2 separate regions of the Homo sapiens genome follow, and region 2 is linked to region 1. A link is an interaction called in ENCODE POLR2A ChIA-PET data of the cell type or tissue named here. Cell type or tissue: HepG2. All regions are shown on one strand. Each heading gives the region's core, and the rest is flanking DNA. Links, peaks and the distances in the headings are about the cores only.

Evidence for each region. ChIA-PET counts read pairs that join two places held together with the same protein. Peaks named below come from ENCODE experiments on the same cell type or tissue, not always from the same donor. Only the 100,000 strongest peaks of a DNase experiment are listed, where the experiment ranks them.
Region 2: POLR2A ChIA-PET joins it to region 1 with 5 read pairs; 2 of 35 experiments call an interaction of 5 or more read pairs at or near these places.

What each region holds. Positions count from the first base shown.
Region 1 is chr20:3,978,820-3,983,207 of GRCh38, forward strand. All of the region lies in intron 1 of RNF24 (ring finger protein 24), which reads right to left. Among named protein-coding and RNA genes, the nearest start is that of RNF24, 35 kb to the right of the region's middle. In HepG2, for the core only: no CTCF peak of the experiment used is centred there; a DNase peak (open chromatin) is centred at 2,162; H3K4me3 peaks cover 1,204 bases.
Region 2 is chr20:3,690,594-3,694,981 of GRCh38, forward strand. SIGLEC1 (sialic acid binding Ig like lectin 1) reads right to left here. Exons shown (of 22, transcript NM_023068.4): 12 at 4,070-4,330; 13 at 3,628-3,939; 14 at 2,854-3,105; 15 at 2,269-2,538; 16 at 1,928-2,179; 17 at 1,310-1,609; 18 at 747-1,007. Among named protein-coding and RNA genes, the nearest start is that of ADAM33, 11 kb to the left of the region's middle. In HepG2, for the core only: no CTCF peak of the experiment used is centred there; no DNase peak of the experiment used is centred there; H3K27me3 peaks cover 2,735 bases.

The DNA of each region.
Region 1 (4,388 bases), core at 250-4,249:
TATTGGCTGGGTGTGGTGGCTCATGCCTGTAATCCCAGCACTTTGGGAGGCCGAGGTGGGTGGATCACCTGAGGTCAGGAGTTCAAGATCAGTCTGGCCAACATGGTGAAACCCCATCTCTACTAAAAATACAAACATTAGCCAGGCGCGGTGGCGTGCGCCTGTAATCCCAGCTGAGGCAGGAGAAACGGTTAAACTCGGAAGGCGGAGGGTGCAGTGAGCCAAGATCGCGCCACTGCACTCAAGCCTAGGCAAAAGAGTGAGACTCTGTCAAAAAAAAAAAAAAACCCAAAACAAATAATATATATATATTATATATCTACGTATCTATACTGTGTGTGCGTGTGTGTGTATAACTTTGTGTCTTAACAAAGAAAACACCTTTTCATATGAATCTGGAACATCTACATTTAGATAAACTATTTATCATGCTATAGGAAGATTCCACAGAACAGAACTCTTAGAGGCCACAATACGTGACTACAATGTGTAAAATTAACTCAACAATAAAAAGATAAACAAAAGGAAACTACTTATAAATTCAAAAAATAATCTTTAAAATGACTTCAGGCCAGGTGTGGTGGCTCACAGCTGTAATCTCAGCACAGCACTTTGGGAGGCCAAGGTGGGTGGATCACCTGAGGTCAGGAGTTCAGACCAGCACGGCCAACATGGTGAAACCCCGTCTCTACTAAAAATACAAAAATTAGCCGGGTGTGGTGGTGGGTGCCTGTAATCTCAGCTACTCAGGAGGCTGAGGCAGGAGAATCCCTTGAACCCAGGAAGCAGAGGTTGCAGTGAGCAGAGATTACGCCATTGCACTCCAACCTAGGTGACAAGAGTGAAACTCCACCTCAAAAAAATAAATAAAATAAAATAAAATAAAATGACTTCTGTCTAGTAAGTAACTAAAACAAATCACAGACCATTTAGAAGTTAATCACATTGTGGGAAAAAAATCTCATACTGAGAGAAAAATCCATTACCTTCAACATGGGAAAAGTATTCTTACAGGCTACTGTGTAGGTGTATAAGTGTAACTGATCGTATTATCAATCTAAAAAAGAATAATGAAAATAAATGGACACAAGAATTCAATTCTGGAAAGTAGAAAAAGAACAAATCAAACAAAATAAGCCAGAAGAAGGAATTAATAAAGGTCAAACAAAAATGTATGAATTAAAACAAAACAATGAAAGGAATTGAAATCAACTAACCAAAACACTAAGAATGAGACAGATAAAAAAATTCTTATGCAGAGATTTAAAAACATCCATGAGATAATTTGAGTATTAATTTTAAATTCTAGAATAGATTTTATAGGAATATAACCAAAACTGGCTCAAGAAGAAAACTTGAAAATATAGAAATATCTTCACAAAAAAGGCTTCAGACCCCAATGGCAATGAAAGTGGAACTCGCTAAACTTGCATAGATAAGTAGTCTGCTATGTACAGTAGTCCCTGCTTATCGATGGTAGATATGTTCACAGACCCCCACTGGATGCCTGAAAACCCGGATAGCACCGAGTCCTACGTTTTTTTGAACTGATAACCAAGACCCTAATGGGCAGGTAGTGTACACAGCATGCAGACACTGGGCAGGGGATGATTCACGTCCTGGGTGAGATGCAGTGAGCACGACAGCTTGAGATTTCATTACACTACTCAGAATGGTGAATAATCGAAAACTTACAAATTGTTTTGGGAATTTTCCATTTAATATTTTCAGACTACAGTTGACCATGAGTAACTGAAACTGCAGAAAGCGAAACTGAAAATAAGGGCGAACTACTGTAAACTGATTCAGAGTATACAAAAAAATGATGGAAAGCATCCCAACTCATTTAAAGGTGTAAGCATAATCCTGAAACTAAAACCACAACTTTACAGCAGAGTTCATAAACTCAAGGCCTCTGGACTGAATCTGGCCTGAACAAGTATTTTGTTTGGCCTGTACAAAATTTTAAAGATTGAGATAATTTAGATTTGGGAGATTTAACATAAAATTAGCAATTTCCAGCTCTATACAGAAAAAGGTCAGATCTAATAACCCTGGGCTCCATTCTTACACGGCAAAAACAGCCTGGAGCTGAGTGGCCTCTGCTCCCAGGCTGCCATGTTGTTGCACAATTTGTGTGTGTGTGTTGGGGGGGGCAGGGGGAGGGGGCGGCCCTGAATGCTTATGGGTTACAGTGTAAGTGTGCCTGGCCCTATTGTCAACAGAATCGCCATTTGTCACCATTTCTACCACTCCTTATCACTTCCTAATTCTGGACCAGATGTAGGTTGCCACTTGTGCTTGGGCTGTTATTTTTCTCAACGTAAATATTTCTACCTCTATCAAAAAAAATAAAAGAAAAGAAATTGATGGTTTCATGATTTTGCCTTCTACCAAGTGTATTTGGCTGATTCAATTTCCTGCCTGGCTTCTGTTGGCACTGAGTTTGTGCCCCTGCTTTACGATTTCTATCTTTGGTTTCCCCACATCAGATGACAGAAATACCCACTTATATTCTCTTTTATTTGCATAGTTTTATGCCTTAAATTTAAATGTTTAATCCATCTTGAATTTATGGCATGGAAAAAAGACCTAAAATGGTTTTTCCAATTTAGTCAACTATTCCAACAGCATTTATAAAATTCTTTCTCCACTGTCTTAAAGTTCTACCTTTTTTGGAGTCACTTTTTTTCTTTTTTTTTTTTGAGACAGAGTCTCGCTCTGTCTCCAGGCTGGAGTGCAGTGGCACCATCTCGGCTGACTGCAACCTCCACCTCCCAGGTTCAATCAATACTCCTGCCTCAGCCTCCCGAGTAGCTGGGACTACAGGCATGCACCATCATGCCCAGCTAATTTTTTAATATTTTTACATACATACATTACATATGAATTAGCATACCACTAATTCATATATGCTAGGGCAATATTTTCAACACTACTCTTCCTCTTTAATATTTTCAAGGCTATTCTTACATAATCTTTTTTTCAGCTAAACCAGTCTTTAAAATATTCTATTGGGCCGGGCACACTAACTCACGCCTGTAATCCCAGCACTTGGGGAGGCAGAGATGGGCAGATCACTTGAGCTCAGGAGTTCAAGATCAGCCTGGACAACAGGTAAAACCCCGTCTCTACGAAAAATATAAAAATTAGCTGGGTATGGTGGTGCATGCCTATGGTCCCAGCGACTTAGTAGGGTGAGGTGGGAGGATCACCTGAGCCCAGGAGCAGTGAGCGCTAATCGCACCACTGCACTCCAGCCTGGGCAACAGGGTGAGACCTCGTCTCTCTCTCTCTCTCTCTCTCTCTCTCTCTCAATAAATAAATAAATAAATGCTATTGTGAAGTTAATTGAAAGTACATTAAATTTATAGCTTATTTTGGGGAGAATGGGTCTTGCTATGGTTTGAGTATCTGTCCCCTCCCAAACTCCTCTTGAAACCTAATAACAATTTTAACAGTATTAAGAGGTAGAGGGTTGGGCGCAGTGGCTCATGTCTGTAATCCCAGCACTTTGGGAGGCCGAGGCGGGCAGATCATGAGGTCAGGAGTTCGAAAGCAGCCTGGCCAACATGGTGAAACCCTGTCTCTACTAAAGATACAAAAAATTAGCCGGGCCTGGTGGTGCGTGCCTGTAATCCCAGCTACTCGGGAGGTTGAGGCAGGAGAATCGCCTGAACCCAGGAGGTGGAGGTTGCAGTGAGCCGAGATCGTGCCATTTTGCACTCTAGCCTAGGCAACAGGGTGAGACTCTGTCTCAAAAAAAAAAAAAAAAAAGAGGTGGGAGCCTGCTGCAGTGGCTCACACCTATAATCCCAGCACTTTGGGAGGCCAAGGTGGGAGGATCCCTTGAGCCCAAGAGTCCCTGACTAGCCTGGGCAACATAGGGAGACCCTGTCTCTACAAAATTAAAAAAATCAGTAGCCAGGTGTGGCGACACATGCCTGTGGTCCCAGCTACTTGGGATGTTGAGGTGGAAGGACTGCTTAGGCCCGGGAAGTCAAGGCTGCAATGAGCTGTGATTGTGCCAATGTATTCCATCCACCCTACATGACAGAGTGAGACCCTGTCTCTACAAACAAAGTGAGACCTTTAATAGGTGATTAGGCTATGAGGGATCTATCTTCATGAATGGATTAATGCCATTACCAAGGAAGTGGGTTCCTTATAAAAGGAAGAGTTCAGACCCCTTTTGTGTTTGTTTCTCTCTGTCTTTCCCCTTCTGCAATGTGATGCCCTCCACCATGTTATGATGCAGCAGGTACCTTGCCAGATGCCAGTATCTTGATCTTGAACTTCTTGGCTTCTAGAACTGTGAGAAACAAATTCCTGTTCATTATAAATTTCTCAGTCTGTAGTATTCTATTATGGCAGCACAAATGGACTAA
Region 2 (4,388 bases), core at 204-4,203, 290 kb before region 1:
TGAGGTGTGAACAACAGAAGAACTCCCCAGCTGAGCCCAGCCCACAGAATTGAGCAGATAACATGACTTTTGTTTGAAGCAGTAAGTTTTGTTGTGGTCAATAGCAATAGCTGACTGATACAGTGTAGGCCTTGGTGAAGGCTGGAGTGGGAGACCAAGACTGATGAGGGCTTATCGTGTGCCAGACACACTCAGCACGCTTTATTTCTTTTGGTTTTTTCTCTTCTTTTCTTTTCTTTTTTTTTTTTTTTTCTTGAGACAGAGTCTCAGTCTGTCACCCAGGCTGGAGTGCGTTGTGGTGATCTTGGCTCACTGCAACCTCCACCTCCCAGGCTCAAGTGAGTCTCCTGCCTCAGCCTCCTGAATAGCTGGGATTACAGGTGTGTGCCTTCATGCCGTGCTAATTCTTGTATTTTTAGTAGAGACGGAGTTTCGCCATATTGACCAGGCTAGTCTTGAACTCCTGACCTCAAGTGATCCGCCCACCTCAGCCTCTCAAAGTGCTGGGATTACAGGCATAAGCCCCTGCACCAGCCATTTATTTCTTATACAACTTGCAGGATGAGGCGAATGATGTATTCCCCATTTTACAAGGTCACCCAACCAGACAGCGGGAGAGCCAGGATTCCAACCCAGGACTCAATATCCGTGAAGCCTTCACTCTTGGCAGACAGAAGAGGAGGAAGAACTGAGGTGGGCGTGTGAGATGTGGGGAGACTAAGGCGGAGGAGGGGGTTCACACTCACAGAGCACACGGAGCATGACTGGAGCAGAGGCAGCAGCCCCAGTGGGGAGCTCAGCCAGGCAGTGGTACATCCCAGCTTGAGCACGAGCCACGTGGGTGAAGGCGAGAGTGGGCACAGGCTCCGCGTGCAGCCGCCGGTCATTCCAGAACCATGCAAAGGTGGAGTTGCCCACAGGCCCAGGGCCACCCAGGAGGCGGCAGCTGAGGTTCAGGGCAGCGCCCTCAGGCACGTCCAGGCCAGGCTCTGCCACCACGCGTGCACCTGCGGGCGGAGGATAGAGAGATGATTGGGGATCTGTAGGCCTTGGGGGCTGGAGCCTCTGGGTGGGACCTCTGAGGGGCCTCTGCACATTGTGGGAAGGTCTCAGTCTGACTTGGTATAGGGCTTTCCAAGGTGGAACCATGCCCCCTCCAGTGGGAGCTGTGCCCCCTCCACCAGATTAGGCTTCTCAAGGCAGAGCTTTCTCAGACCAGACAGCCCGCTCTAGTGGGAGCTCCAGCCCCTCTCGTGGACTTGGACCTGAGAGCATCAGAGCCCCTCCTCCTCCCCTCTCTTCCACTCACCTTCTACCTGCAACCGCCCGATGGTGCTGATTGAGCCCAGCAAGTTTTGGGCTGTGCAAACATAGGTGTCATCACCTGCAGGCACATCTTGCACCTGCAGCCGTAGGGCGTTTCGGGCCACCTGGACATGGCCTGTCCCTGATGCCAAGCTGTGGACCCCGCTGCTCGTGGCCAGCACCTTGCCATCATGAGATAGGGCCAGCTCAGCAGGTGGCTCACTGTCCACAGTGCACTGTATCACAGCCATGGATCTGGCCCTGGAGTCCCGGAAGGAGGACAGGACAGCGTCCTGAGGGGCATCTGTGGGCAGGCAGGGCACAGATGGGGACCTTGCTTAGGCACCCTGTACTGCTCATTGCCTAGCTGCCTGGGGTTGGTCAGGCTGAGGCCTCTGGACCAATGGCCACTTCCTAGAAGTGACACCTTCCCAGGAGTCCTGTGGGCAGAGTGCTCCAGGCAGGGCTTATAGGACTGTCTCTTTCTCTAGCACCTATGTCCTCTTTCCCCAACTGCCCATTCCTGGGCCCACTGCAGTCCTTTGCCCACTCCCACCAGAGCCCAGAAGCACCCTCCACCACCCTCCTCCTGGGCAGCCCTGGCCAAGGACCCTCTGCTCACAGAGGACTTGCAGGGCAGCAGGACGGGAGCTGCGGGTGCCCTGGGCATCCTGGGCCTGGCAAGAGTAGGCGCCTGCATGAGCCCGCGTGGCCACCAGGAATGAGAGTGAGGCAGCTGGACCCTCCTGCAGCCAACGACCGTTGTGGTACCAAGTATAGAGTGTGGGTGCGTGGGCAGCAGGGTCCGCACAGGTCACTGTGATGGGGGCACCTTCAGGCACGGCAGCCTCCGGAGCCAGGATCACCCGCACACCTGTGCCAAGGAGGCCAGGATCAGCCGGGCCCAGCCGGACACCACAGTGGGCTTCCATCCCAGTGGGCTTGGCCTAGGCCCTGCCTTACCCTCCAGCCGCAGCTCCAGGGACGTGTTGGCCTGGCCCAGAGGGCTGCGGGCAGAGCAGCTGTAGAAACCCTCATCCCTGGGCTGTGGCCCTCGCAGCTCCAGGCGCAGGGTGTTGGGGACAGAGGCTGCTGTCGAGGAGGCCAAGAGGCGACCGGCGTGGCTGAGGGCCAGCTGGGCGGGCGGGCGGCTGTCCACAGTGCACAGTACCAGGGCCAGCTGCCCGCCATGGCTCTCCAGGAGGTAGGTCAGGCGCAGGTTGCGGGGCGCGTCTGCAGGGCATGAGAGGCTTACACGGAGTCACAGGCAGCAGCCTGCAGGAGGCCAGTTTGCAGGTGGCATTCAAACTCAGGAGGGCCCTGGCTCCCCACCCCTATGGCTCCCAACCACCCAGTCTGAGGCACTGCTCCTCTGCCCAGACAGGACTCACCCCAGCGCCCCCTACTCTTAATGCTCCTTGCCCAGTGCTCCACTAGCTACTGGGTACCGAGTTCCCCACTGGACACCTGTCGGGTTCCGGCCATGCCGTGATCCCTGTGGGCTTCTGTCATTCCTGTGAGTCCCACCCTGCATCCAGCCAGACTCACAGAGGACGTCCAAGGTGATAGGTCTGGAGAGGCGGGGTGCCCGACCAGGGGGGCCCACACCGCAGCGGTAGGAGGTGGCATCCCTGACTGTGACGTTGGGCAGGGGGATGGAGTGGGCATCCAGGCGCTGCTGCCCATCCTGGTACCATGTGTAGGTGAGCTGGGCCGGGTGAGTGGTCCACACAAGGCAGGTCAGGTTCACCAGCTGCCCCTCCCGCACGGTAGCCCCGGGCCACACCTGCACATTCACAGCTGGGGAGAGGGAGGGCACAGGACACCAGTGAGGGTCTTGAGGCTGTGTACAGCAGGCCACCTGTCTCCATGTGGGTGAGCTACTCCTACTGCTGGGGAGCCCCTTGGCCTTTGGGAGCCTTGGGTGGCCCACCTATAAATGTGGCTTAGAAGTCAAGCTTGGGAATAGCCCACTGGCTCCTGAGTGGTCCCAAGTAGAGTTCCACAGAGTCCTGGAAAGCCCTGAGCCCCTCCCTGACCCTGGCTGGGGGCAAATGGGGAGACCACAGACCTCCCCTCCCCTGCTGCACTTTCTCCTGAAATTCCCTGTTTAGTTTTATCCACTGGGCATACTTGTAAAATTTGGTGTTTATAAAAGGTTCTCCTAAGAAACTCAAGTCTGGAGTCCACCATCGTTAGGAAGGGTGGGAATGGGGACTATTCCCGTGCCCCCAGGCTTCTAGAACCCTGTCCCACCTCCTCTCCTCTTTTAAAGGACACACACACACACACACACACACACACACACACACACACACTGACCTTGAGCGTCGAAGTCAGCTGAGGCCGAGGCCTGGCCCAGGGTGTTGGAGGCCTCACAGATATAGACACCCTCATCCTCCAGCATAGCCCCGTGGATCTCCAGACGCAGTGTGTTGGGGGCCACAGCCACATGCAGCCTGGGAGAGCTGCCTTCGGGTCCCCCCACACCTTGTAGGGTGGAGGCCACAAGGCGATCCCCGTGGAGCAGCCGCAGCTGGGCCGGAGGGTCACTGTCCACACGGCACAGGAGGAGGCCCAGTCGTCCAGGGCCTGTGTCCATCAGGGTAGTGAGTGTGACGTGGCGTGGGGCATCTACACAGGGTGGGGAGTGGTCAGGACCCAGCCAGGGGGGTCCCTCATCCAGGGCTCTGTCATGTGACACAGCCCAGGACTGGGGGACTGCATTCCTTCCCCCACACCTGGATGGGACAAAAGTCCTTACAGGACACGTGGAGGCTGATGGGTGCAGCTAGGCTCGTGGTGGCTGAGCCTGGGGCCTGGGCTTGGCAATGATAGGCCCCAGCTTGTGTCAAAGTTATGGCTGCAAAGCGGAGCGTGGCCGAGGTCGACTCCTGGAGGGGCTGGCCATCCCGATACCAACGATATGAGGTCCCCTCTGGGACTCCTGTGTGTACCTGGCAGCTCAGGACCACAGCCTGGCCCTCTTGGAGCTCAGGTGATGGTGACACCTGGACCCAGGCTCCTGCAGGGGAAAACCAAGAGCAGGTGAGGGCTCTCCACCACACCTCTCACAGTCTGGG